Regions from separate parts of the Mus musculus genome. Here all the other regions are linked to region 1. The links are chromatin loops, found by intact Hi-C in ENCODE. Cell type or tissue: heart. All regions are shown on one strand.

The links. Peaks named below come from ENCODE experiments on the same cell type or tissue, not always from the same donor. Only the 100,000 strongest peaks of a DNase experiment are listed, where the experiment ranks them.
Region 2: a loop joins it to region 1, with 5 times the contacts of the local background. A loop is called at or near these places in 26 of 42 quality-filtered maps.
Region 3: a loop joins it to region 1, with 2.5 times the contacts of the local background. A loop is called at or near these places in 2 of 42 quality-filtered maps.

The regions. Positions count from the first base shown.
Region 1 is chr11:85,179,158-85,187,157 of GRCm38, reverse strand. It overlaps 1700125H20Rik (RIKEN cDNA 1700125H20 gene), which reads right to left. Exons shown (of 6, transcript NM_028589.1): 6 at 6,004-6,272. The coding sequence ends at 6,187. Among named protein-coding and RNA genes, the nearest start is that of 1700125H20Rik, 12 kb to the right of the region's middle. In heart, CTCF peaks have their summits at 2,840 (motif pointing left) and 3,963 (motif pointing right); a DNase peak (open chromatin) is centred at 4,097; H3K4me3 peaks cover 1,074 bases; H3K27ac peaks cover 1,122 bases.
Region 2 is chr11:85,257,566-85,265,565 of GRCm38, reverse strand. No RefSeq gene overlaps it. Among named protein-coding and RNA genes, the nearest start is that of Appbp2os, 26 kb to the right of the region's middle. In heart, no CTCF peak of the experiment used is centred here; a DNase peak (open chromatin) is centred at 6,375; H3K27ac peaks cover 383 bases.
Region 3 is chr11:85,010,077-85,018,076 of GRCm38, reverse strand. Usp32 (ubiquitin specific peptidase 32) reads left to right here. Exons shown (of 34, transcript NM_001029934.1): 26 at 236-447; 27 at 7,934-8,000. Among named protein-coding and RNA genes, the nearest start is that of Car4, 56 kb to the right of the region's middle. In heart, no CTCF peak of the experiment used is centred here; no DNase peak of the experiment used is centred here.

The DNA.
Region 1 (8,000 bases):
GGAAGCTGTGGGGGCTGGTGAGATGGCTCAGTGGGTAAGAGCACCCGACTGCTCTTCCGAAGGTCAGGAGTTCAAATCCCAGCAACCACATGGTGGCTCACAACCATCCGATCACGAGATCTGACTCCCTCTTCTGGAGTGTCTGAAGACAGCTACAGTGTACTTACATATAATAAATAAATAAATAAATCAAAAAAAAAAAAAAAAAAAAAAGAAAAGGAAGCTGTGCTGCAGAGGCTCATGGAGACAGATCTCTAACCTTGCCCTCGGCAGCCCTTGGAAATGACAGCTTTAGAGGAAAGTGACCATCTCTCTTCAGTAGCTTTCCTAGTACAAAAAGCTGTGGATGGTTAAGAGACTTGGTGGAGGTCAGTTAAAAGGATGACAGAATTCTCCAGTCTCCCCATGTCTGGGTTTCAGTTCCAACTGCCCCGTAACTGTAAGGATTTTAACCCTCTTTTCCACATGTGAAGTAGATCTTTTAAAGAGAACTATACCATGAAACAACCAATCAAAAGAATTACAGAAAATGAGGCCATATTTTAAATGGTTTGGTTTGGTTTGGTTTGGTTTTTCGAGACAGGGTTTCTCTGTGTAGCTCTGGCTGTCCTGGAACTCTGTAGACCAGGATTAAAGGCGTGCGCCATCACCGCCCGGTGTAACAGGATCTGATGACCTCTTCTGGTGTGTCTGAAGAGAGTGACAGTGTGCTCATATACATAATTAAATCTTTTTTTAAAAAGATTTATGTATATATCTATATAGATACACGTATGTATATATGTGTATGTATGTATATATGCATACACACGTGTGTGTATACATATACATTATATATATGTATATATATTTTATGTATACACACACACACACATACATATAATGACTATTTTAACATGCATGGACTTCAATATACTAAGAAGCCAAACAGCTGAGCGAGAGTCAGGAGACATGAGGATCCTTGGCTGCATACCAAGTTGGAAGCCAGTCTAGCCTACATGAGACTGAATCAAAATGACAACAAAGACAAATAAAATGACCATATAATTTTAGTGTTACATTCACCACAGAAGCAGTGGGGAAGGGAAAATGGGAAATGATTGCTTAATGGTTTCCATTTTACACCATGAAGAAGTTATGGAGATTAGCTGCACAGTAAATGGAGACATAATTGCAGTAAAAATGGTCAAGATGCAACACATTGAAGGCAGGAAGATAGTATGGTAAATCTTCTGTGTATTTAGAACTTTGTTTTTTAACACTTAGGTGTTTTGTTTGTTTTTTTAATGCTTTCAGTCTCTCTAGGCAGGGCTGGCAGAGATGGCTCAGTGGGTACAGACCCTTGTCATGCAGCCTGCTGGCTGACTACAGCCTCCAGTTCTCACATAAAAAGAGAAGCAACTCCTGTAAGGCATCCTCTGACCTCCACAAGCATGCCCTTGTAAGTGTGGGCATGCAGCCACTAAAGTACAAAACATTTCTTTTTAACACTTGCCTGGCAGTTAAGTCCGCCATGATGCTGCATTTGGAAGAATGGCCGTGAGGGCCAGGGACAGGTGTGCACTCTAAGTCCTGGAGAAACAGGAGCAGGGCTGGGGTGGGGTTGGCTGTCTCTGCCAGTTTGGTCTACGTAGTTTCAGACCAGGCCAGAGCTACACATGCAAATAAATGTAAAGCAACTATAACAACAAAACACAGTTTCTTTCCAAATCCGTTACTTCCAATTTGTTAGGGTTTGTGCTCACTCTTTCTCATTAAATTTCGACACAAAATACAGAACTAATCCACAAAATAGGACAGAAAATTCAGGAAACAGACCCAAGTAAGCCAGAAATGTGATAGAAGAGCTACGTCTAAAACTGGCCATAGAAAAGATGGCTTTGCCCTAAATGCTACAGTCTATAAGTACACACACCTACATATACAGACACACCCGTGGACAAGTGTTGAACCAATTGAAAAGCACACACACTAAGGCTCCGAGTGAGACACAGAAATCTGATGAAGAACACAGAGTGCTCCCCCTTCTCCTGAACTACAAGTGTAGACACAAGAAAGAGACTGGAGCAGCCATGCGGGCTGGGGTCAGAGTGGGCTGGGCAATGAGCCGTCACAGTTCTGGTTGGGAGCCTTTTCCACTTTGTTTTAGGGAGGAGCTGGAAATTCAGCTGAGTTGGTGATACTGCACACCTAGCATTCATGAAGCCATGGGTCTCATCTCTAGCACTGCTTAAACTAGGCATGAATGGGACGCCTATAAGCCCAGAGCTAGGGAGATAGGGGCAGAAGGATCGGAAGTTCAGGTTCAATCTTGACCACTTCGGGATTTCAAGGTCATACTATTGCAGTTCCATCTACTTGGGAGGCTAAAGCAGGAGGAGGACCAACTGAACTAGGCTGTCAAAGGCTGGTCTGCACAATTAAACCAAGTCTCACCCCCCACACACACACCCCAAAAACCCTTCAGAGAAGACCTCTTCTCTGGAAGGTCTCCTCTTGAGGCCTGCTGCCATGACACTGGTGAGGCTTTTTTGTTTTTGTTTTCTCCTTGGGGTTAGCTTTATCATAAAAGCATAGAGCAACATACTATGTCAACAGCTAACTCCTCTTCCATACCGCTTCCCTAGCTACTCTCTGACATCCTTACTACCACTCCAAGGTCATCCATTGGGTTGGACACACCTTAGCTGAGAACGTGCAACTAACTTTAGGAATAATGCATTGGAGGGCTGAAGCGGTGGCTTGGCAGCTAAGACCTGGGTTCAGTTCCCAGCATCTATCTACATAGCTGCTCACACCTTAACTAGTTAGTTCTTATTCTAGGGGATTTGGCGCCATCTTCTGGTCATGGAAGGCACAAGGTACACACACCTTGGACTTGGAATCAGGCCTAAACTACTTAAAGTAACCAATCAACCTATCAATCAAGAACACATTAGTCTCCCAGTTGTTTACATGTCATGAAAAATGTCAGGCTGGCCAAGATCAGGAGTCATAGTGTCACTGTGTACTGTCATTTGCAGCCAGTAGGTCATCAGCCCGAATCCTTACACCGACTTCCAGTACAGGAGACATTCATTGCCTTTATTCTTGGGGCTGTCTTTTCTCCTCTAGACAGTAGTTGAAAAAGTGCTGTTTGGGGCTGGTGAGATGGCTCAGTGGGTAAGAGCACCCGACTGCTCTTCCAAAGGTCTGGAGTTCAAATCCCAGCAACCACATGGTGGCTAACAACCATCTGTAATGAGATCTGACTCCCTCTTCTGGAGTGTCTGAAGACAGCTACAGTGTACTTACATACAATAAATAAATAAATCTTTTAAAAAAAAAAAAAGTGCTGTTTGGCTATGCTCTTTCTTTTGTTAATTCAACAGAATGCTAAATGACTAATATGGGCTGTTCACTATTATAATTGCTTAGGATATACCGATAAGCAAGTTAGTTATCTTCTGGCCATGTGAAAATATAATTTACAAATTTTAAAAAGAGGAAACTCTTTGTAAGCTTATTCTCTCATGTGTTTTGTCACAGGAATATAAAATTGAAACGGCGCCAGGCCTGACGGGCTCGGGGAAAGCAAGGGTTGGAGGAGCTGTGGGAGTGGATCAGACTGGACCTAGCAGATAACTTAGGCGTTCTTTGTATTGTTTAGCTGATTTTGAGACAGGCTAAATGATGTCGCACAAGCTGTCCTCCTGCCTTCCCTCCCCATCGCTGAGATTAGAGGTGTGCACCACACCAAGGCAGAGCTGACCCTGACTTCAGATGAATTGAGGAACGTTGGAGTTTTAAGCAGAGAAACCTGTGATCTGCCGTTTTAGAATTCTAAGATCGTACTGCGTTTGAGGAAAGAGGACACCAAACCCAGCCTCCGCTGTTGCCTTAAGGAGAGCTCCCCAGCACCTCTACCCGGGGTTTTGCGCGCGGGAGCCAGGTTGGAAGGCAGCGGTACTCCCCACAGTTCCTGTAGGTGGCGGTGCTGCCCCACGGACCATGACCAGCACCCTATTTTGCTGGGAGCCCCTCCGTATCACGCAGTTTCCGGTAGGCCGCCCCTCTCTCCGTGGTCCTCCTGCTTTGTCAAAATTGTTGTGATCCAGCCAGGCAAGGGTTAAAGGGAAAGAGCGAGCTGCTCCCGCACCACGTGACCTTCCTGCTACACACATTTACCCTGGCCCTGAAGTACCTGGTTCCCATTTGCCTTGGGCAGGGTCCTCATGTCTTGTCGCTTGTGTTGGGGGGGGGGGGGGGGGGAAGAGGAAAAATATAAAGGAAAACTGAAGTGAGTGGTGCATGCCTTGAAGGGGCAAAGGCAGACAACTCTCTGTGAGTTCGAGTGGTCTACAGAGTGTTCGGACAGCCAGAGATACATAGATAAACTCTGTCTCATAAAACAAACAAAATCGCTGGGCCTTGGAGGCTGGAGAGAGAAGGCTATCAGCGATAGCCTGTGCTTCTTGCCTTTCCAGAGGAAGATGTGGGTATTCCCAGCACCCACATCAGTTGGCTCAAAACCACTTATGAACTACAGTTCCAGAGAATCCCACATGCTCCATATATTCACACACACACACACACACACCACACCACACCACACACACACGCGCGCGCACACGCACACTTAGAGAGAAAATCACCGAGCCCACTTCCTTGCTTGGAGACTCCAGGTAAATGGTTTCTGGAGCTGGAAGCAATGTGCATTTTTTTAAGTCTCTAGTTTCCTCTTTTCCTTTCTTGCCTCTCATGGGTATCATCCAAACCCATCAACTGACTGCTGAAGGTGTGATTCATGTTGTCCGGAATGTGCAAGGCCCTAGTTTGGATTTCCAGCACTGTATAACAAAAGAGGACAAGAGGGCTTAGCGGGTAAAGGTGCTCGCCTTCCAGCCTGACGGTCTGGGTTCCATCTTGGGTCCATTTGGTGGTGGAAGGAAAGAACTGATTCCCTAATGTCCTCACAGTGGATCCTCACAGTATCCACTGACACAAAGGCACACACAATAAATAAATGAACAAATAAAAAATGAATGAATGAATGAATGAATGTAGCCAAGTGTTTTTGAACCTAAGTTTGTCATTCTTGTTGCATACCTGTGTTGCTTCTGTGTACTTTGGGGATATCAAATAACAACGGCCCCAAGAGTTGCACAGGAGTTGTAGATGTGTGAAGTCCATTGTTCAAGGCACAGGGTTGGGAGGAGCCATAGTAAACTAGGAAGCATATCAGAAAGGCTGATGCAACTGCTCCTCCACTCCAGCACCTGCCACATAGGACGCAATTCAAAAGTGGGTAGCTGTATGAGAGGCTAGAAGTCTGACTTTTCATTTAATGGGAAATGACAGTTATAATATTGGCAACTAATATTTTTAAAATGATGTGTGCAAGTGGAACTCCTCGTTGGTAATTAAATGCATTAGTAGCTGCCAAATTTTGATCACTAACCCAACTCACCATTCTGCTAAGACTATTGGTATTTCTTCTTTGGGATTCTATTTCTAGCCTCTCTCACGGTCATTTGGAAATCTCCCCAATACCCGAGCAGCATCGGTTCATTCCATTGTACCTCTCCTCCCTTGGCACTGCCTGCCCCACGCTACAGAGAAGATGGAGTCTAGATGATTCAGAGGCTGCTAGACTTGTCACTGACTGACCCGGTTCAATCAGTTATCCCATCCTGTGCTTTCCTGTGGCTAACATTGATAAAATCCTTCGTTCTTTTCCCCATTGGACTCTGATAATCCTCCACACAGGTGACCACAACTATTTACTTTGCAAAAAAATGTGCTACCTGCCACTTAGGAAGTGGCTGTAAACATTTTTTCCTTTGAGACAGGGTCTTATTGTATAGCTTTGGCTGGCCTGGAACTTCTTGTGTAGACCAGGCTGGACTTAAGACACACAGAAACCCAACTGCCTCTGCTGAGATTAAAAGAGGGACCACCAAGTCTGGCTTCAAATGTTTTTAAGCAAATGAAAGATGAATGAAGTTCAGACAAGTAAAGTACCACTGTCTTAAGAATTATTATTTCCCATTTATTATTATTTCCCATTTATTTATACTTAGAAATTGAGTATCCTTTTGATGAAGTAAACCTTCTTTACCCTCTTCAACCCCTTCATCCTCCAGAGTATACATGCAAGTGCCCAAGGGAGCCAGAGAGAGCTGCCCTCCACCCCTGTGGGTCTTCTTAGGAGCAGCTCTTGGGAGATTCTAGTCTTTCCTTAATCCTCTTTTTCTTCAGCTTTGGTTTTTGAGGAAGTTTCCTTAAAGAATCTGAAAGAATAAAAGGCAGAGAGGGTCCCAATGACATTGCAGCTTGTAAGAAACATCTGCAGGGTAGAAAGGGGAGAGCAATAAGGAAAGTTTGTCTCCCTGCCGTCTGTGTCCCTTGCTCTTTCTTTCACTGAGCCCTGTGAGGTGACGAGATGATATCACCCTCTGTGTACAGATGAGGATGTTCACCCAAGCACAGGGCAAGCATGTGGCATGTCCGAAGCTTTATAACAAGCTAGAGCTGCAGCTCCACTTCCCCTGCGCCCCTCTCAGTTCTCACCACCAATTCCAAGTGCTTTGAAAACACACGTCTGTAAGCAAACTGCCAAGTTTTAATCAATTTATGAATACAGTGCCAAAGAAACACCATACCTGTCACTGTAACGTAGACTCTGTACTGGTGGATTACAAATGACGGGCCTGCCGGTGTTATATGCCTTCCTTGTGTAACATGCGGGGAGGGCATCCTACATCTTCTCTAACCTCTAACATTTTCACCAGGCAAGTGTGTGTGTGTGTGTGTGTGTGTGTGTGTGTTACTGGGGATTGAACCCAGGTCTTCACATATGCTACAAGCATTCTACCTGAGCTATGTTCACAGCCCCTATCTCCAAGCTCCAACATCGAGAAACACACACACACACACTGAGAGAGACAGAGACTCCTCCAACAGGTCAGGTTAAAAAGACAGCAAGTTTGTCAAACTGAGGTGTGACCAGGTGAGACACCTGGTGTGAGCATCCCATGCAGCAGTTACCACTGAAACTTGAATATGGATTCTTTGATTCTACAAAGAGAGCACATTGCCCCGGGAAGGCCTGATGCCATTCATTTTAAAAAAAAAAAAAAAAAAAGCAAGTTTAGAGGCTGGAGGTGTGCTTCAGAGGTTAAAAGCACAAGCTGCTCTCCAGACAGCCTGGGCTTGGTTCCCAACATCCACATGGCGGCTATAACTGCTTGTAACTGCAGCTCCAGGGGATTTGATGCCCTCTTCTGACCTCCATAGGCTCTAAGATGTATATGGTACATAAAAACTCATGCAGGTACTCACACAAACAGAAATGAATAGCAAAGAAATAAAAAGCAAGTTCAGAGATGGGAGGTGGCTCAGTCTAAAAGAATTTGCCATGCAAGAATAAAGCCTAAGTTTGAGTCCTCAGCAGGCACACATCTGTGATGCCATTCTGGGGAGGCTGGGACTGGGCGATCAGCTTAGCTTAGTCAGGCTAGCCAGCCAGAGCTCCAGATTCAGTGAGAGACCCTTAGCTTCAAAAATAAGGTTGGGGAGTGACTGGGATGATTCATCTCCTACTGGTACCCCCCACCCCAGACATGAAGCAAGTTATCTGCAGTGTATAAAGTGTTAATCATGCAATAGTGGATGATGATAATGTGATGTTTATATCTTCCTATTTTTATTTATGTTTTTAATGTTCTGTTTATAATAATTAAAAGTAGGCTTAGCTGGGCGAGGTGGCACATGCCTTTAATCCCAGCACTCGGGAGGCAGAGGCAGGCGGATTTCTGGGTTCAAGGCCAGCCTGGTCTACAAAGTGAGTTCCAGGACAGCCAGGGCTATGCAGAGAAACCCTGTCTCGAAAAACAAAACAAAACAAAACAAAAAACAAAACAAAACAACAAAAACAAGGTAGGCTGGAGGCATAGTTCAGTTGGTAGAATCCTTGAGTGCACAAAGCCTTGGGTTTGATCACCAGCACCACATAAATC
Region 2 (8,000 bases), 78 kb before region 1:
TGCCCCACCCCTGAACCAGACATCTTTCTAGCTCCTCATCTGAAAAACAGGCACATTTGTAGAATGTATCTCACCTCAGCCATAAATTACAGGTTGCCATCCTGTAACCTGGAACGCCCTATACACTGGATAGTTATGATATTTGTCTTTGAGGTACTAGTTCCTCAGACAGAAGGTGGCTCACACCTTTAAAATCTTGGCACTGAGGCTGGACAGTGGTGGCACATGCCTGTAGTCCCAGCACTTGGGAGGCAGAGGCAGGCAGATCTCTGAGTTCGAGGCCAGCCTGGTCTACAGTGAATTCCAGGACAGCCAGGTCTACACAGAGAAAGCCTGTCTCGAAAAAAAAAAAAAATCTTAGCACTGAGAAGCAGAGGCAGGCAGATCTCTGAGTTCGAGACCAGCCTGGACTACAGAGTTCCAGGACAGGCAGGGCTACACAGAGAAAACCTGTCTCAAAAATACAAAAAAGCAAAGCCAAACAAACAAATAACCCCCCCCACACACACACACAAGCAACCCAACTGAAGAGCTATGGAACACAGTCCTGATTCACTCATCAGAGCAGCCAGAGATGGACCATTTCTAGTGGAGGGGAATCCAAGAATGAGAGGCCACTGGCCCGCACAACCGTGACCACTGAACTGGTGAGAGAATGGATTCTGGCAAGAGGAAAGAAATTCCTACATAGGCTGGAACCACGGGTGTCAGAGGTCGAGCTGAGTTCTCAACTGCCAGGACCAGGCCTCCACAGCCTTAGCCACAGACAGACCGAGATGACAGACCAGGCAGCTTGTGGGGGGGGGCACCCCTCCCCCTTCCTTCCCCTCCTTCTTCCTTGTGTGTAACCCAGGAACAGCACTCTCTCTCAGTAACCCTCCCACCCTGCCTGTCAGCAGCCTGAAAGTCCACAGAACTACCCAGGCATTCATGCATGCTGAGGAATGGCTGTCTTTAGTCAATATTCAAAATGAGTCTTGGTTGGACAGACAAACTTTTCCCACATATCAAGATTATGTTATTTAAAAATAATTTTTTAAGTTGTGTGCAAAAGAGTTGGAGGGGCACCAGTGGAGGCCAGAAGAGGGCGTTGGACCCCTATGGAAGTAAGTGCTCTTAACAACTGGGCTGTTTTTTTCTGCCCCAAATATTTGGGGGTGGGTGTTTTCTTTGTTTGTTTGTTTGTTTTCAGTTTTTTTCCTCTTTGGCCTGGAACTACTTATGTAAACTAATCTGACCTTTTAAAAATTAATTAATTAATTATATATAAGTACACTGTAGCTGTCATCCAGAAGAGGGTGTCAGATCCCATTACAGATGGTTTTGAGCCACCACTTGGTTGCTGGGATTTGAACTCAGGACCTTTGGAAAAGCAGTCAGTGCCCTTAACTGCTGAGCCATCTCTCCAGCCCTAAACTCTTAAAGATCATCCTGACTCTACCTTTCAAGTATATTATAAAAGTTGTGCACCATCATGCCTAGGCCAAGTTATTGGTTTTTAAAAAGTTCTTTAATTGTTCCAGGATACGCCACAGGGTCAGAAGCGATAAAATAACTTAAGTAAACCAGCACTCCAAAATGTAACCCTTCCTCCATCAACATCACTGGTCATTCAACCCCACAACAAAGCAAGATTCGTATTTGGACAGTTTCCATTTCATTTACAGGAGCAGACTGGAATAGATAACGTTATCCCGAGCTGGAGACACGGACAAGAGTGCAGGCTGCTTTTCCAGAGGACCTTCGTTCAGATGCCGCCCTCAGGTGTGGGAGCAGGTGTTGATGACATAGTAAGTTACAGGCCAGCCTGGGCTACAAAAGACCCTGCTACAAGTAAAAACAAAACAGACACACAAAAACAAAACAACAACAAGGAAAAAAACAAAACCAAGGCCCCAGCAGGGTGGCTCATAAGGTACCTGGTGCCCGCTATCAAGCCTGATGGCTGGAGTGTCATCCCTGGGTCACACAGAATAGGAGAGAACCAACTCTCAAAAGTTGTTCTCTTCAAACTACGGAAAGAAGTCATCAGATCCTGGTTCTTCACTCAGCGTCAAAGAGAGATGAGGCACAGACGGTTTTTGATGGGCTACAGGGATTGGATAACGTGCTGTGAGTACTCTACAAGAAGGATCGCCAGGCAGAAGAACTCCAAGGAGTGCTCTCAGAATGACCCTGGACTCTCCGAAGCGTTGGAAGCCATGGAGAGGCTCAAGCTCTCTTCTGGGTACCAAAGCAGAGATGGCATGTCATAGGATTTCTGACTTTTCAACTTCTTTGTTGGGGCAGGCGTCTGTCTATGGGAGAAGGTACATTAATAATAAAGCTTGCATTCATAGAATCGAAAAAAAAAAAGTTGTTCTCTGACCTTCACCTTCACATCCCACACCCCACATAACAAATTAATTCTAGGAGCTGGGTAGTGGTGGCGCACGCCTTTAATCCCAGCACTTGGAAGACAGAGGCAGGCAAATTTCTGAGTTTGAGGCCAGCCTGGTCTACAGAGTGAGTTCCAGGATAGCCAGGGCTATACAGAGAAACCCTGTCTCAAAAAAAAAAAAAAAAAAAAAAAGAAAGAAAGAAAGAAAAAGAAAGAAAAAAATTTTACATAGATAGATAGATAGATAGATAGATAGATAGATAGATAGATAGGATTACAAAATATAGACAGGGCTGATTGGTTGGGGTATTGGCCTAGCATGTTTCCGACCCTGTATTTAATCTCCAATATGACAATCCCCTTCCCCGCTGTACTAGCTAGTTTTATATCAACTTGACACAAGCTAAAAAACTCTGAAAGGAGGAAACCTCAGTAGAGAAAATGCTTGTATAAATCAGGCTTCCTTCGGGTAAGCCTGTAGAGCATTTTCCTAACTACTGACTGATGGAGGAGAGCCAGCTCATTGATGAATGGTGCCATCCTTCGGCTGCTGGTGATCCTGGATTCTATAAGAAAGCAGGCTGAGCATGCCATGAGACACAAGCCAGTAAGCACCCCACCACCACCATGATACTTGCATCAGCTCCTATCCCCAGGTTCCTGCCCTGCTTGGGTTCCAGTCCTGACTTCCTTCAATGATGGACTATAGTGTCAAAGTATAAGCCAGCGCTGGTGAGATGGCTCAGCGGTTAAGAGCACCAACTGCTCTTTCTAAGGTCCTGAATTCAAATCCCAGCAACCACATGGTGGCTCACAACCATCTGTAATGAGATCTGACTCCCTCTTCTGGAGTGTCTGAAGACAGCTACAGTGTAATAAATAAATAAATAAATAAATAAATAAATATTTTTTTAAAAAGTATAAGCCAAAGCCAGGTGTGGTGGCGCACGCCTTTAATCCCAGCACTCGAGAGGTAGAGGCAGGCGGATTTCTGAGTTCGAGGCCAGCCTCATCTACAGAGTGAGTTCCAGGACAGCCAGGGCTACACAGAGAAACCCTGTCTCGGAAACAAACAAACAAACAAACAAAAAAGAATCCTTCTGCAGTGTGGGGCTACCACTTAATTAGAGGACCATGACTTCAAAAGTAACCCCACAGTCACCAAAAAAAGAAACAACCAATCAGCCATTACCTGGCTTACCTGCATTAACATTTGTGAAGTCTCGCTTCTTTGAGACATACATACAGTCAGGGAGCCTGACGTTGGCCCTGGGTAGGGCCTGTCACATGCTCTTTGTCCTATAGCTTAGTTCAGATGTCTCAGATGACATGGCCATATGAGATGTGAACCATAGTCACCATGCCCTGGGCTTTCCCAAAGGCACCCTGCATTCCTGAATGGAGCCACGATTAGGAAAAGCACCTATATGTAGCTTACTACGTAGCTTAGGATAGCCTTGACTTCCTGATTCTCCTGCTCCCACCTGCAAGTGTTGGGATTACAGGCATTTGCCACCACGACCAATGATCCCTGGAATATCATCACGCCAGGAAAGCAGCAAACAACATGGGTAGCAAAATAAGAAGAATTGGAGGAATGAACACTTTTTTTTAAGTTAATGACTGTATCGTGATTAAAATTTGTAGGTAAGGAAGCAAGAAAAGACATGGTGGCATTAAGACAGATGATTACGGCTGGTTTGCTTAACAAAGTGGACCTCGCTGGAGGGTCTGCTAACCCCTGAGCTCCCTTGTGACTTCCTTGGTTAACATTAGAAGCAACACTGAATGTGTCCACCAGGGGGCGCTTCCAGAGTACGATACATAAAGTTATGCAGCTAGATGTATTCTTTGGAAAATGAGCCAAAGGTTGAGTGCTCGTTTTAGAAACCTTCATGAAGAAACCCATCTTTTTAAGACTTGTTATAGAGTGTCAGTAAAGTGCTTACTTCGGTTTCCTAATCCTGGGTGTGGTAGTTAAACTTGACTGTGAAGTAGATGGGATTTAGAGTCACTATGGAGACAGGTCCATGAAGGAAGCTACAGGGAGGGGATTTCAAGAGTAGGTTAAGTGAGGTGGGAAGACCCATCCTAAATGTGGGTAGCACTACTCCATGGGATAGGGGCCTGGAGTACATACAAGATGAAGGTCTCTACCTGGTAGAGGACACAATGTGAGCCGCCAGCTCACACTTCTGCTGCCAAACCTTTCCCTCCCATGGTAGACTGGCTTCCCTGAAACTGTGAGCCAAAATGACCTTCCTTAAGCTGCTTCTGCTGGGTATTTTGTTACAGTAACGAGACAAGTAACTAGCACACCATCGTGATGTTAATAATAACTAATACACCATGGTGATATTAATGGTAACGGGGACTTTCTGGCCAGGCAGTACTTATCTGGTTAATGAACTCTAGGCCAGTGAGAGACCTTGTCTCAAAGGAAGTAGATGGTGTTTCTGAAGACCACACCCAAGGCTGTACACACACACACACACACACACACACACACTACTTGCATGTATACACACATGCACACGTTGTTTGAATGAAAGGGGGTTTTGTTACCAGCCCTCAAAGAAAAAGGGATGTAAGAAGAAATGTCCACTTGGATCTAACAGCCATGAAAATAGCCAACAGAGAGGCTTCCTGGGACCTAGACAGGAACTCACAGAGTAGGTCAAGTCGTTTGTGATGTAGCTGGATGTCCCTGAGGAAAAGCCAAAGGGAATGTTGAAAGGTTCCCTGTGTAAACAGCAAATAAAGATGGAGATGAGGGAGACCTAGGAAGAGCAGTGTTACGGAGCTAGAGGCCAGCAGGATGGCTCAGTGTCGAGGGCACTTGCCTCTAAGTGAGGTGGGTTCAATCCCCAGGCCCCACATGGGAGGTCTAAAGAAAACATGTTTCCTGAACAGTCTCCTCTCACCTTGACATGTGCATAGTGACCCACACACAATAAAAAAGCAGATACAATGTAATAGAAAGTGTTTTAAAGGGGAGAGGGCAAGAAAGCACAAGAGGTAAAAGCACTGCTGCCAAGCCTGAAGACCTGAGTTCAATCCCCAGGATTCCTCACATGGTGGAAGGAGAAAACACACACACACACACACAAGCTAACTAATTGAAGTTTAATGTATTTTTTTAAAGGCCCCATTCAAGGGCCTGCAAGTGCCAGTATCTACACAATGTAACTTTTCTAACAATTTAATCTTACATTTTTGTTCTTGAGTCCCATGTTGATACAGAAAACAACCTCACTGATTTATTACAAGTTCAACTCCATCCCAAACCAGGCTGAAAATGCTTTGTGAAGCCCAGCAGTAGTGGCATATGACTTTAATCTCAGCGCTTCCAGGAGGCAGAGGTAGGCAAAGCAGGAGTTTGAGGCCGGCCTGGTCTGCAAAGTGAGTTCTAGGACAATCAAGGCCACACAGAGAAACTCTGCCTTGAAAAACCAACCAACCAACCAACCAACCAAATAAAACAAAACAAAGCCAGACAGACAGACAGAAAGACAGGGCATTGTGTTTGGGTTTGGTGCCTTTTCACTTGGGTTGGAGAAGGTGGGGGGAAGAGATCAAATTATTAATCTCCTTTTCTGAAGATAAGAACCAAAATTTGTTCTCTTTCATTCCAGACATTCTCAAAACAATGGGAAATTCAGAATTCTGAGTTTTGGGAGAGTTCTGCAAAGAGACAAACAAATGCTTATAGAGAAGGAAAGGAACTACGCATTCATGTTGAAAATTGAGTATGGCCCCTCCCTCCACACACAAAGGTCAGCTCTTCTCTGTGTGCAGTCTTCCTTGGCTGGAGCTGAAAAGCAAGCTCTTCCTTAGCTCCAGTTCCTAGTGTTTGCTGAAGTCCTTGGCTTGCTTTGTTTTAGATGGAAAACTCCAGTATCGGTCTTTGTCAGCACATGGTGTTCTTGTTGGCTTGTCTCTCTGCCTAATTTCCAGGCACAAATGACTTGTCTCTAGAGGAGGGCCTCCACTAAGCCATTGTGACCTTGTCTTGGCTTGATTGCTTCTGTTCCTAAGTTAGATCACATTCTGAAATACTGGTGGAAAGAATTGCAACATACGCGAGGACTGCAGAGAGAATAGTCCTTGGACTTCCAGCCAAAGATCCACGGCGTTGCTGCAGGCTGCCCTTTCATAGGTCTGTGCGCTGAGCTCGGTAGTTCAGCAACGTAGAGCCGTCCTTTGCAACGGTCTCATCGTGACTTCCAAGACCTTCAAACCTTCTGATTTCTAAGTGTTATTTATTACAGGAGACAGGACATAAACATGCCCCAGCCCACAGGTGGACGTCAGAGTTGGTTCTGTCTCTATCATCAGTTGACAGGGATCCTCAGGTGGTCAGACTTGCTGGCTATGTTGACTAGTTTTGGGGGTTTTTTGGTTTTGTTTTCTCAGCTTGATGAAAGAAAAGGACATTTGATAAAAGGGAGCCTCAACTGAGAAAATGTGCTCCTCAGTCTAGCCTGAGGGGCATTTTTTCTTGATTAATATTTGATGCAGGAGGGCCCAGCACACTGTGAGTCATGCAAACTCCAGGCAGGTGGTCCTGAGGAGCACAAGAAAGCAGGCTGAGGAAGTGGTGAGGAACAAGACAATAAGCAGCTCTCTTCTATGGCTCTCTATCTTGCCTCCAGGTTTCTGCCTGGAGCTCCTGCCCTGGCTTCTCTCAGTGATGGAGTGTGACCAGAGTTGTAAACTGAAATAAACCCTTTGGTTCCCAAGGAACACTAAGGAAGGCACTGGGCAAGCTCTAACTCTCAGAGCTACCTCACAACCTTCCAGATTTCTGATAAGGACAAGAAAGGTCAGACACAAACATATACGTTGTCTTGAATTTTGGTTTTCTTCTGGGCATCATACATTTAGAACTTTGTAAGATAAGAACTTGCAATGAGCTATGGTGGTTTACATTTCTACTCCTAGTACTTTGGGAGTTTGAGGCAAAAGAATTGCCATGATTTTCAGGCTAATCTAGGCTATGCAATAAGTTCCAGGCCACCTTGAAATTAGAAGGTGAGATTATAAGATGTCGCAAAAATACAAACTACATGGGGTTGGAGAGGTGGCTCAGCAGTTAAGAATATTGGCAGCTCTTCCGAAGGACCAAGGTTCAAATCCCAGCACTCACATGGCAGTTCACAACTGTCTGTAATTCCAGTTCCAGGGCATCCAACCCTCACACAGACATACCTGGAAGCAGAGTATAATGTAAATAAAAATTTAAGGGGGCTGGAGAGATGGCTCAGTGGTTAAGAGCAGTGACTGCTCTTTCGAAGGCCCTGAGTTCAAATCCCAGCAAACACATGGTGACTCACAACCATCCATAATGAGATGTCTGCCATATAATAATAAATAAAGCTTTAAAAAATTTTAAAATACAGATTACAGGGTGAAGAAATGGCTGTTAAAGCACATGGTGGTTTTTTGTTTGTTTGTTTGTTTTTTATTTTTTGAGACAGAGTTTCTCTGTGTAGCCCTGGCTGTCCTGGAACTCACTCTGTAGACCAGGCTGGCTTTGAACTCAGGGGTCCATCTGCCTTGTTTTCCAGGTGCTGGGATTAAAGGTGTGGCTCATCATGCCCGGCTCCATCTCTGGTTT
Region 3 (8,000 bases), 170 kb after region 1:
CAGAAGCTCTACTGGACAGTTACCACAGTTCTTTCTTTGCCCTTTAGTCATAAGCATGAGTTATAAAAATAAATTCTAAACTTTAAAATTGTCAATAAATTTAGAATTACTTGGTCTATGCCTTCTCTCTGTCCTGAAAGTCAACCCTGTCAATGTTCAAGACTCACAATACTTGAGAAAAGAGCAAACATAATGATACAAGGTTGTGATATTGTGCACATCTCTGCATTTATAGATTGCTCTTCTTCTCCATCTACAAATGGACTGTTTACCTTGACTACCAATGGGGATCTGCCTCGACCTATATTCATCCCCAATGGAATGCCAAATACAGTTGTACCATGTGGAACTGAGAAGAATGTCACAAATGGAATAGTGAATGGTCATATGCCGCCTCTTCCTGATGACCCCTTTACAGGCTACATCATTGCAGTCCACCGAAAAATGGTTAGTTAAATATAATGCAACTTACTGTTGGTCATGTCAGCCCTCATTGGTGAAATGCAGTTATTTTGTTGCTTTCAAGTGTTTCTTGAACATACTCTCATTATATCATATATGCTTATCCATGTCATATGTGATTGCTGTTATAGGAAATAATGTTCCTTACTATATATATATATATATATATATATATATTTTTTTTTTTTTTGAGACAGGGTTTCTCTGTATAGCCCTGACTGTCCTAGAACTCACTTTGTAGACCAGGCTGGCCTTGAACTCAGAAATCTGCCTGCCTCTGCCTCCCAAGTGCTGGGATTAAAGGCGTGCGCCACCATGCCCAGCTCCTTACTATATTTTAAGAGGCAGCAGAATGCTGGGTGAGAGGTGATGCCCACCTCCAATCCGAACACTGGAAAGACTGAGATGAGAGAATCATGAGTTGGAGGCCATAGGCCTCCAACTCATGATTAAGACTATGCTTCAAACATACCAAAACTAAGAGTGCAAGGTAGCCAGTACACACAAGTAATGCTTTCCTTTTGGGTTGATGAGATGGCTCAGTGGTTAAGAGCACTGACTGTTCTTCTGGAGGTCATGAGTTCAAATCCCAGCAACCACATGGTGGCTCACAACCATCCGTAATGAGAAACAAATAAAACATCTATGGGCCGGAGCAAGCAAGAGGGAGAAGGGAAAGGGGGAGTAATGCTTTTCCTAAAATGTGTGTTGCACATGTTTAGGCTTATACATCTCTGTCATGTAAATGTGGGTTTCTTTGGAAAATATTTTATTATTACCATTGTGTGGTTTTTGGAGGACATAAGAATCATCTTTTTTTTTTAATTATTTATTTTATTTATATGAATACACTGTAGCTGTCTTGCATCAGAAGAGGGCTTCAGATCCCATTATAGATGGTTGTGAGCCACCATGTGGTTGCTGGGATTTGAACTCAGGACCTTCAGAAGAGCAGCAGTGCTCTTAACAGCCAAGCCATCTCTCCAGCCCCACAAGAATGTTCTTTGACAAGTTTTTGGTAATTCTTCCTTGCTAAATCAACTCCTTCCATTGAAGGCTAATTTTCAAATTTTTTAAATTAAAATACTTGAGGGTGGGACTGAAGAGATTGTTTTTTAGTGAAGAGCACTGACTGCTCTTCTAGAAGACCCAAGTTTGGATTCTTGTATCTACATTGCAGCTCATGACCTACTGTTACTCTAGTTTCAGGGGATCCAGTGCTGTCTTCTGGACGTCCATGGGCACTGCATGCATGTGCTATACAAACGTAACATGCGAGAAAAACACCCATACACATAAAACAAAAATAAATATTTTTTTTAATGTGTGGGAAGGTGAGGTTGGTAAGATGTCTTAGTAGTTATAGCACTTGCCAGACAACCATGAGGATAAGTTAAGAGTTTGGATTCCCAGAACCTGTGTAATGCCAGCTGGGGGTCTTAGCTAGCCAACTTGTCATTGCAGCTCAGAAGACAGACACAGGAAATTCCCAGAGCAAACTGGCTAGCAAGACTGGCTGTGTCAGCAAACTTCGGGTTTAATTAAGACAACCTGCCTCATCCCAGCACTTGGAGAGCAGAGGCAGGCAGATCTTTGAGTGTGAGGCCAACCTGGTCTACAGAGGAAGTTCTAGGACAGCCAGGGATACACAGAGAAATCCTGTCTGGAAAAAACCAAAACAAAAACAAACAAAGCAAAATAAGAACCTGCTTCCATGAACTAACTGTAAGAGTGATCAAAGATTGTTTCCACCATCAACCTTGGGCCTTAATGGGTGTGTGAACACATATGAAAACGAAAAAAAGACTTGAAAACTGGTTAGTAAGTGATCGGGTCATAGTGGCAACTTAGAAAAAGAAAAAGAGAACTATACCAGTAATTGCACAAACTGTACTATAGCTCTAATTCTGCTACTGGACAATCAGTTGAACCCTTTAGGCTTTGATATCAGCATCTTGTAAAACAAAAGAGTTGGAGTTATGTACACATTTAATCCAGCGCTTTAGAGGCAGAGACAGGTGAATCTCTCAGAGTTTGAGGCCAGCCTGGTCGACACAACAAATTTCAGGACAGCTGTGACTACACAGTGAGACCCTGTTTCAAAAATTTTAAATTAATAAGAGAGTCAGTTTGTTAGGTAACTTCTAAGAGCTATTAGTTACCTCTGCCACTGTTTATAACTCACTCTTTGGCTAGGGGGTATTGTTTAGTAATAGAGTATTTACTTCGCACCAAAAGTGGGGAGAGAAAAGAAAAAGAGAACAAATTGTATCCTCATTTATTATATTTATTGGCTAAAATATACTACCCTGATCATAAGAAGAGAATAAAAGTCATTGCATACCTGTAAACTCAGCCCTTAAGCTGCTGAAACAGGATGACCTTGAGTTCTGGCCAGTCTTGGCATACATAGTAAGACTCTTTTTTTGTTTGTTTGTTTGTTTTTGTTTTAAAGATTTATTTATTTATTATATGCAAGTACACTGTGGCTGTCTTCAGACACTCCAGAAGAGGGCACCAGATCTCATTACAGATAGTTGTGAGCCACCATGTGGTTGCTGGGAATTGAACTCAGGACCTTCGGAAGAGCAGTCAGTGCTCTTAACTGCTGAGCCATCTCTCCAGCCACAAGACTCTGTTTTTAAAAAAACAAAAAGCAAAAATTGTTGGGACTAGAGAGATGGCTCAGCACTTAAGAGCATTGGCTGCTCTTCCAGACCATTGTTCAATTCCCAGCATCTACATAGCAGCTCACACCTGCCTGTAACAGCAGTGGGCTTCTGGCAAACACCCTCGCACATGCAGGCAGAAAACCAATGAACATAAAATAAAAATAAATTACATATATTTTAAATGTTTAAAGGGAAATTAGGAAGGAGGAGAAAGGAAAGGGAAATGAGCTTTGTGGAGAGACAATATTAGTGTGTTTAAAAAAACAAGCATATTAATTCTTCAATTATGTAAATGACAATAAATGAGTTAATGTTTTATTTTCCAAGGACTTTTATAACAACTTAAAAACAAGGTATGATTTAACAAAAATTCCTTTACAGTCTAGAAACTAAAAGTCTGAAATCAAGGTGCCAAGAGATGACTCCCTCCAAAAGACTCTAGCAGACTTTTCCTTGGCTCCTCTACCTTCTGTTTCTGAGCATCCCTTAGCTTGTGGCTATGTAACTGCGCATTTCCTACCTGTTCATCTGAACTTTTCCTTCTGCCTCTGCCTTTCTCTAACAAAGATATGTGCCATTTGATTTTCTTATATTATTTGATCTTATTTTAAGACTATCAACTTGGGGCTGGAGAGATGGCTCAGCAGTCAAAAGTGTTTGTTACCTAACACTCAGGTCAGTGGCTCACAACCTCCTGTAAATCCAGCTGCAGGGTATCTAGTGTCCTCTTCTGTCGTCTACTGGTACCTGAACATATGTGGCATATTCACAGATACACACACAGATATACACAAATAAAAATAATATAAACTGACTCTCTTTTTCAAAAAATAAATGAGGTAGGCAGTGGTGGTGCATGCCTTTAATCCCAGCACTTGGGAGGCAAAGGCAGGCAGATCTCTAAGAGTTTGAAGCTAGCCCGGTCTACAGAGTGAGTTTCAGGACAGCCAAGGTTACACAGAGAAACCGTGTTGAGCGGGGGTTGGTGGGGGGGGGGGGGTGAAAAAATTTGGCAGGGTGTATGTGAAGGACTCATAATTATATATGTAAAAACTCTTTGCCATTAAGATTGAATTTACCAATTACAGAATTTAGACAAATACACACCATTTATCTCTATAAATACTTTAACCATATTTTTTAAATTGTGTATCTAAAACCCCATTTCAGTACAAATAAACTTCACAAATCACACAGGAAGCATCTATATAGAAAACAATAGTGGAAATAGAATAATAGGGGCTGGAGAGATGGCTCAGCAGTTAAAAGCACTGACCACTCTTCCAGAGGTCCTGAGTTCAATTCCCAGCAACCACATGGTGGCTCACAATCATCTGTAATGGGATCCAATGAACTCTTTTGGAGTATGCCTGAAGACAGCTACAGTGTACGCATATAAATAAAAAGGAATAAATCTTTAAGAACAACAGTAGTTTTAAAAAAGCATTTTTATAAAAAAGAAAAATGAAATAGAATAATAGAAATCTAAAATATTGGTGCTGGAGAAATTGCTCATTAGTTAAAATCCACTTGCTATTCTTCAGGAAGACTCAGGTTTAATTTGCAGCACCATGTCACTATTCACAACCTTCTGGATCTCTAGGATCTTTGGCCCCATCTTCTGGCCTCTTTGGGTACCAGCCACAAACATGCCCAGACATACATGCAGGCAAAACACCCATAACACAGTATTTTTAACTTTTTAAAAACAAAGGGGCTGGAGGAATGGAATCAGGAGCAGTCAGGAGTGGTTGTCTACTCTTACAGAAGGCCTGAGTTTGACTCATGTCATACACATAGTGGTCCACAACTGTCTGCAACTACAATCCCAAGATATCTGATGCCCTTGTCTGGCCTCCACAGGCACTAGGCCTAGGCCCTCTTGTGGTCTACATACATATATGCAGAAAAAATGCACATATAAATAAATAGATAGATAAATAGATAGGTAGGTAAGTGAATGTTAAGCAACTTAAAGTGATAATGTCAGAGAAATGGTTCAGTGAGTAAAGGTGTTTGCCAGGTGACCTAAGTTCCACCTCAAGATCACATAAAAGTGAAAAGAGAGGGGCTGGAGAGATGGCTCAGCAGTTAAGAGCACTCACTATTCTTCCGAAGGTTCTGAGTTCAACTCCCAGCAACCACATGGTAGGTCACAGCCATTTGTAGTGGGATCTGACCTTCTGGTGTGTCTGAGACAGCTACAGTGTACTCATATAAATAAATGAATCTTTTTTTTTTAAAGAGGTGAAAAGAGAGGACTGGAGAAGTGGCATGGCTATTAAGAGTATATATTGCTCCTGCAAAATGACCTGAGTTAATTTCCCAGCACCCATGTCAGATGGCTCACAAGCCTGTAACTTCAACACCAAGGTATCCTATGACCTCTTCTGAACTTCAAAGGACACATAATCTGATATGTGCACAAACTTACATAGATACATACACATTTTAAAAAGTGGGGAACTAGAGAGATGGCTTACTGATTAAGAGTGTATATTGCTTTTCTGGAGGATATGAGTTCAGTTCCCTGTATCCATGCCAGACAGTGCACAACTGCCTGTAGCTCCAACTCCAGGGATCCGACACCTCTGGCTTCTGTGAGCATCTGCATATATGTGGTGCTCACACACATACAAATGCACGCACGAATGCATGCATGTGTACGCAGGCACACACACTTCAAAATAAATCAAATAATAAAGTAGGAGGAGTGATTCAACTCTATAGAGTTGTTCTTTAGCCTCTGCACATACCATGGTGCGCACACACACACACACACTCATGCACACATACAATACTAATTAAATTTAAAATGATAAATCAGGTTCTTGCACTAAATGTAAATATTTGAAGATGTTAGTTCTCTGCAAACTTACCCAGAAACTTGATGAACAATTCTAGTAAAAATGTTAAATGTGTGTATGCATTCTTCTTATACTTTTTTTTCATTTTGGTTTATGAGTATGGGTGTCTTGCCTATATGTATATCTTCACTCCATGTGGATGCAGTGCCCAAAGAGGGTGTTGGCTCCCTCATTTGTATGCATTCTTGTGTATGTATGAGTTCATAAACCAAGCACCAAGAGGAGTTAGAGGGATGGCTCAGCAGTGAAGAACGCTTCCTGCTCTTGCAAAGGCCTTAGGTTCAGTTCCTAGCTTCTACGCTACTCACAACTACCTGTAACTCTTATCTCCCTGGGATCCACTGTTCTTTTTGGCCTTCTTGGGGACCAGGCATACAAGTGGTTCACATATATACAGACACTCAAATACATAAAACAAAATAAATTTTTAAACAATAAACAAGATGTTCTTAAAGGGTAAAACGTAAGAAGTGAGGCTACCAAATTGCAATTTATTTTATAAGCTGGCATGTAAGACAGTGATATTAGTGAAATGGGACAGATAATTCAGTGCAATAGAATGTAAAAGAATCAGTTTTCATACCCATCGAACTCTTCTAAGCCTCAGTCTCCTTAGGTAGTTATGAGCTACTACCATGCCCAGCTTGAAATAAAATCTTAATTAAAATTAAATATTGTAACTAAGTTTAAGTTAATAGTGGCAAAATAAAACACTTGAGAATTAGCACACCTATAATCCCTTCATTTAAGAGGTGGATACAGGAGGACCCGAGTTCAAGGCTATCTTTGACTGCATATTAAGTAGAAGCCAACCAGACCTACATGAGACCCTGTGTCAACAAGAAATATATAGAGCTGGCAAGATGGGTTAACAGGTGGGAGTGCTTGTTGCACAATCATAGGACCAGAGTTTGGATCGCAGCTCACATATGACATACAGCTGTGACCCCAACTCTGGGGACAGAGGAGAGTAGGGGCAGAAGGAGGAGATCTGGGATTTGCTGGCTTCCAGCTATACAGGAAAGCACAGGTTCAAGAGAGAACACCTGATGCCTCTCCCTGTGTGTACCCACACACAAATGTGTACAGACTCACACATATATTCATACGTAAAATATTTTAAATAAGTAGTATAACAGATCGATAGGTCAACAGAAATATAATAGCAAAGGACAAATTAGAAAGAAGATTGATTGACAGCTAAGTACACTTGGGTGTGCACTAGGAAGTCTTCTACAAGATACTCTAGATCAATGGAAGACTACCCTTGAGAGTTCAGGATGGTTTAGGGTGGGGGGGGGGGGTGTTTCGAGACAGGGTTTCTCTGTGTAGCCCTGGCTGTCCTGGAACTCAAATTGTAGACCAGGCTGGCCTCGAACTCAGAAATCCACCTGCCTCTGCCTCCCAAGTGCTGGGATTGAAGGCGTGTGCCACCAGGCCCCGCGGTTTGGGGGGGTTTTTTGTTTGTTTTTTTGTTTGTTTGGTTTTTTTCACAGCTGCTTTCTCCAATATCCTCCTTTCCTATGATTAATGACTATTTTCGTCATTGCCACCCTGGCATTCTTTCCAGAGAAAGACTAAGTATTAATTATTTTAAAAGAATGAGCTATGCAACTGTGTATAGTCTTTACATATGATTCATGAGATTTATCTGAAATCCTAGTTTAACTCTGAAATGAGCAGTACCTAAACCTTTCTGTGGGTCTCCACTTTAAATGGTAGTGGTGTTATACCTTTAATCTTGGTACTTGGGAGGCAGAGGCAATGGATTTCAGTGAGTTTAAGGCCAGCCTGGTTTACAGAATTAGTTCCAGGACAGCCAGGTCTACACAGAGAGAAACCCTGACTTAGGGGTAGAAGGGGAAGAAAATGGGTATAAATGTTAACTGGAAGCCTGTCTTGTCATCTCTCTTCTCTTGTTTGTACATATAGATGAGGACAGAACTGTATTTCCTGTCATCTCAGAAGAATCGCCCCAGTCTCTTTGGGATGCCACTGA